2 separate regions of the Homo sapiens genome follow, and region 2 is linked to region 1. A link is an interaction called in ENCODE POLR2A ChIA-PET data of the cell type or tissue named here. Cell type or tissue: OCI-LY7. All regions are shown on one strand. Links, peaks and the distances in the headings refer to the core of each region. The heading gives the core; the rest is flanking DNA.

Region 1 (2,919 bases), core at 162-2,661:
TGATCCTGCCTCAGCCTCCTGAGTAGCTAGGACTAGAGGTGCATGCCACATGCCTGGCTATAATTATTATTAATTTACGTTTAGCATTAGTTTTTTTCTTCCAGTAGGCTATTTTACTTTATTTATTTGATTTTGATGAAGTTTGATTATTTCTAGTTTGCTTCCTTCTATGACCCCTACCTGTTGTGGGTCTCCAGGCAAGCAGTGCATAGGTAGAGCCATCCTTAGGTAGCCTTTAGACTTAATATTAGGTGAGCTCTCCCCACAGATAGCCTCTCCTTTATTTGAATGGAATTATATTTTAAGTTTGGAAATATTTTTCAGCTTATTTAGCCTGTTGAATTTAATAAAAATAATATTTAATCTTTTCAGAGGTCGAAACAGTAACAAAGGACTGCCTCAGTCTACGGTGAGTAACTTTAATGTTACTTATTGGGGAAAATTAGTAGCTAAAACATGATCTCTAACCACAGACCAAATGCCAAGGCAAAAGATTCCCTTCTTTTGAATTTTGTCATAGATAACTTGACTGTTTAAGTATGTTATTAGCCTATATGTGTTTTTTTAATGACTCTGTATAAAATGTACAATTACTTGTTGTATTAGTCCATTCTTACACTGCTAATAAAGATATACCTAAGACTGGGTAATTTATAAAGGAAAGAGGTTTAATTGACTCATGCTCTGCATTGCTGGGGAGGCCTCAGGAAACTTACAATCATGGTGGAAGGGGAAGCAAACACATCCTTCTTCACATAGCGACAGGAGAGAGAAGTGCTGAGCAAAGCAGGGAAAGCCCCTTATAAAACCATCAGATCTCCTGAGAACTCACTCACTATCATGAGAGCAGCGTAGGGGAAACTGCCCCCATGATTCAGTTATCTCCACCTGGTCTTGCCCTTGACACACGAGAATTATTATAATTAAAGATAAGATTTGGGTGGGGACACAGAACCAAACCATATCATTTGTAAATAGTATTTTTGTCACGTGTAATAACAAGAACAAGTCGCTTGTTCTTTTCTAAATGACTAAGTGCAAATCTAAGTGAAAAACCTCCAAAAGATACGTAGAACACCAAGAGTGGAGTCTGCAGAGTTCTTTATGCTTTTTATTTTGAATTAATGTGCTTTTTTTCTGCTGCTTTCATTTTTCTCCTTTGGCTTTCTGGTCTTAAATTTTGGAATGTTATCAATGAAATTGAACCGGACATGAAGGGCAGAAACTATAAGTCCCACATGATGGAAGAAATAAATGAGAAGCTATCACAAATTTTTGAGACTTTGCCTTTATTAGATTGTTTTACAAGAATCAGGAAGATATACACGTATATGGTAGTAATATGGAGTAGTGTGGTTGATCAGACTTAAGCACTGTCACTGATGCTGATATGCTGGGAGAACCTAGTCAGGGTTCTTCTATGAAGGTATGACCTGGCTTCCTACCCCATTTATTTATACTTCACCCTTCTTAGGGTACATTTCTGTGAGTTTTAACAATTGCATACAATCAGTGTAACTACCACCACAATCAAGTTAATAGAACAGTTTCATTGCCCACCAAAATCCCTCAAATCACTTTTCAGTGAACCCTCCTCTCTCTCCAACCATTGATTTGTCTTCCATCCTTACGGTTTGTGTCCTTCCTCCTCTATGGAAGTTTACTCTTGCTTTTTTATGTCATGTTTAGTCAAAACACCATTAGTTGGTTTGACTGATAACACTTGAAAACCTGACCTTCTGTTCCTTCTGTTCTCTATGGAAGCAAAATATTAAATAAACAAAATCTTCCCTTAATACATGTAAGATATCATAAACCTAACTAAACATTTTGCAACAAATAATAAACGTTAGCTTTATATGCAAATGTAAATACAGGCTGAGCATCCCTAATCGGAAATGCTCCAAAATTTCATATTTTGAATTAGGGATGTTCAAGCACTAAGTATAATGCAAATATCCCCAAATCCGAAAAAAATCCGCAGTCTAAAATACTTCTGGTCCCAAGCATTTTAGATGAGGAAGATTCAGTTTGTACTAATTTCTAATAGTTTTTTTTTTTTTTAATATTCCAGATTTCTTTTGATGGAATCTATGCAAATATGAGGATGGTTCATATACTTACATCAGTTGTTGTAAGTTATTAGATTATTGGGGATAAACTGCCTTGGGGGTAGAATAAAGTAATTCCATGAAGTTAAAATGTGGATAAATGATTGTCAAAGTAACATTGCTTAGATCATGTTTAGTCAGGATGATTTAGAGAAATAGATTAGAACTCCTTTTATCCAGTCTAATATAATTCATTGTAAAAGTACAGTTGGTCCTCTGCATCTGTGGGTTCCATATTCATGGATTCAGCCAACCTTGGATCAAAAATATTTGTTAAAAAGGCCAGGCACAGTGACTCACGCCTGTAATCCCAGCACTTTGGGAGTTTGAGGTGGGCAGATGGCTTGAGCTCACAAGTTTAAGACCAGCCTGGGCAACATGGCAGAACTCCGTCTCTACAAAAAGTAAAAAAACTAGCCGAACGTGGTGGTACGTGCCTGTAGTCCTAGTGACTTGGGAGGCTGACGTGGGAGGATTGTTTGAGCCTGGGAGGTGGAGGTTTCACTGAGCTGAGATAATGCCCCTGCACTCAGCCTGGTCAACAGTGCCAGACAGACCCCTTCTCAAAAAAAAAAATTTTTTTTTTTTTTTTTTTTTTTTTTTTTTTTGAGAAAAAAGAGGCATGGTTGCGTCTGAACCAAAGATGTACGGACGTTTTTCTTGTCATTATTCCTAAAACAATACAGTATGACAATTTACATAGCATTTACATTATATTAGGTATTACAAGTAATTTAGGGATAGTTTAAAGTATTTGGGAGAATGTGCTTAGTTATATGCAAATACTATTACATTTTATGTAAGTGAC
Region 2 (2,919 bases), core at 323-2,822, 200 kb after region 1:
TGTTGGTGGGAATGTAAAATGAGGCAGCCACTGTGGAAAAAAGTGTGGTGGTTCCTCAATAGTTACAGATAGAATTACCATGTGATGCAGCAATTCACTGCTTGGTATATATCCGAAAGAACTGAAAGCAGAGTTTTTTGTTTTTTGTTTTTTTGAGATGGAGTTTCTCTCTGTCACCTGGGCTGGAGTGCAGTGGCATGATCACGGCTCACTGCAACCTCTGCCTCCTGGGTTCAAGCAATTCTCCTGCCTCAGCCTCCCAAGTAGCTGGGATTACAGGCATGCACCACTATGCCCGGCTAATTTTTATATTTTTAGTAGAGATGGGGTTTCACCATGTTGGCCAGGCTGGTCTCGAACTCCTGACCTCAGGTGGTCCACCTGCCTTGGCCTCCCAAAGTGCTGGGATTACAGGCGTGAGCCACCACACCCGGCAAAAGCAGGGTCTTGAAGAGACATTTGCATACCCATGTTCATAGCAGCATTACTCATGTGTCCATCCCAAGTGTCCATCAGTGGATGAGTGGATAAAGAAACTGTGGTCTATCCAGGCAATGGAATATTTTTCAGCCTTAAGGGAAGGAAATTCTGACACATGCTACAACATGGATGAACCCTGAAGATATTAGGCTAAATGAAATAAGCCAGCCATCAAACAAATACTATATAATTCCACTTGTAGGAGGTATTATTTTGATGCAAAAGTAATTGCAGTTTTGCAATTAATGACAAAAGCCACAATTGATTTTGCACCGACCTAATACTAAAAGTAGCCAAATTCAGAGACAAAAAGTAGAAAAGTGGGTGGCAGGGGCTCAGGGGAGGCAAAATGGGGAGTTAGTGATGAATGAGGACAGAGTTTAGTTTTGCAAGATGAAAAGAGTTCTGGAGATGGAGGGTGATGATGGCTTCATTGTTATAAATGTTCTTGACACCATTGAACTGTACACTCAAAAATGCTTAAGATGGCAAAGTTATGGCCGGGCGTGGTGGCTCATGCCTGTAATCCCAGCACTTTGGGAGGCCGAGGTGGGCAGATTGCTTGAGCCCAGGAGCTTGAGACCAGCCCGGGCAACATGGCAAAACCCCGTCTCTACAAAAAACACAAAGATTAGCCAGGCATAGTGGTGTATGCTTGTAGTCCCAGCTACTCAGGAGGCTGAGGTGGGAGGATTGCTTGAGCCTGGGAGGTGGAGGTTGCAGTGAGCTGAGATCACAACACTGTACCCCAGCCTGGGTGACAGAGTGACCCGTCTCAAAAAACAAAACGAAACAAAACAAAACAAAACAAACTTTATGTGTATTATGTATATTTTACCACAATAATAATAACAAAAATAAAGGCGGGCCCATAGATTTGTTTTTTCCAAGAGGATTTCCTGCTCCTGACACAGGGGCCAGCTGCCTTTGCGGTTCCCCTGTGCCTGGAGCTGAGAGCAGCCGAGGGCCGGGGCCATGGTTGCTACCCTCTCTTCATGGTCCAGGGGCACAGCTGTCATTGCTTCTCTAGTTGTGATGCTGAGAAATCCCAGGGCAGGGCACCCAGGCCCTCTAGGCTGCAGCTCCTTAAGAAAGGGGCCTCCCCTCTGTCCCTCCCTGGGGCCTGGCACAGAGAAGCCAATCTTTGCTTCCATCCCTCTCTCAGCTCCCCTGAGTCTTCCCTCCTTGCCTACAGCTGATCGGATGAGAGTTGGTCAGACACAAGCTGAGCCAATCAGGGTCCTGGGAACTAAGTTTGGTATCCGTAGTGCTAAACTTAAGAGCTGATGGTTGAGCGACCCTTCTGGGACATGATGGCAGGGAGAGAAACAGCCAGGCCTTAGAGAGAACTAAGATCAAAATAGCCTGTGCGACACCTATTGAAGCCTGGCTAAACTTCCTGTTTTTGGGTTTTCGAAGATCTCCCCTGGATCCTCCCAATAAATATTTGCATAGTTAAGTGGGTTATAATTTCTTTCAATCCAACAGTTCTAGACTGTAAGACACCCAGTGAGTATCTGTTCTGTGCTCCTATTCTGTCATTCTCTTGTTTGCCAGTGTCCATCCTAGGGGCTGGCACACCCAGGGGGCTGAAGAAAACCAACTGGATGACAAGTCTCTCTGAGACCTATGACAGTCAGTGGGGCTTAACCCTTAGTTTGTGTCCAAATCACCTGGAGTGCTTCTTAAAAATGCAGATTCCTGGGCCCTGGCTCAGTAGGTTTGGGCAGGGCCCAGGAAACTGCATTTTGAGTAGGGTGCAAGGGATTCTAGGGCCACAGCTGAAGAAATGATAAGGTAGTGTGGTGGCAGCCTCTAAGATGGGCCCCAGGTGACCCTGCTTCCTGGTATTCACATCCTGGTATGGTTCTTTCCCACACTGAGTTATGGTGGGCGCATGTGGCCAATAGATTGCACTGGATGCAACAATGGGGCTTCCAAATCGAGGTCACAGAAGACACTACATCCTCCGCTGTGACTACTCCGGGGAAAGTCAGCCACCATGTTGTGAGGATGCTCAAGCAGCCCTGTGAAGAGTCCTACCTGGAGAACTAAAGCCCACAGCCAGCACCAACTTGTGGGCCATAGAAGTGTGCCATCTTGGAAGCAGACCCTTTAGTCTCAGAACAGCCTTCAGATGACTGCAGCCCTGGGTGATGGCTCAACTGTAACCTCCTGAAAGACCTACCAGCCAGAATCATCCAGTTATACAATCCCCAAATTCCCGACTCATGGAGATTATGACAGATAAATGCTTATTGTTTTAAGCCACTCAATCTTGGCATAGTTTTTTATGCAGTAATAGACAACTAGTAAAAGTGATGCTATGATGATCAAATCCATTTTCCAGTTAAGGAAACTAAGCTTCATGGAAGGGCTCTAGAATTACCTGATAGTGGAGATTCAAACCCAGGCCAGGCTAAGTTCAAAGCCTGTACT

What was found. Peaks named below come from ENCODE experiments on the same cell type or tissue, not always from the same donor. Only the 100,000 strongest peaks of a DNase experiment are listed, where the experiment ranks them.
Region 2: POLR2A ChIA-PET joins it to region 1 with 6 read pairs; 2 of 35 experiments call an interaction of 5 or more read pairs at or near these places.

The regions. Positions count from the first base shown.
Region 1 is chr12:111,553,373-111,556,291 of GRCh38, reverse strand. It overlaps ATXN2 (ataxin 2), which reads left to right. Exons shown (of 25, transcript NM_001372574.1): 2 at 373-409; 3 at 2,075-2,134. Among named protein-coding and RNA genes, the nearest start is that of ATXN2, 44 kb to the left of the region's middle. In OCI-LY7, for the core only: no CTCF peak of the experiment used is centred there; no DNase peak of the experiment used is centred there.
Region 2 is chr12:111,354,306-111,357,224 of GRCh38, reverse strand. No RefSeq gene overlaps it. Among named protein-coding and RNA genes, the nearest start is that of PHETA1, 13 kb to the left of the region's middle. In OCI-LY7, for the core only: no CTCF peak of the experiment used is centred there; a DNase peak (open chromatin) is centred at 1,854.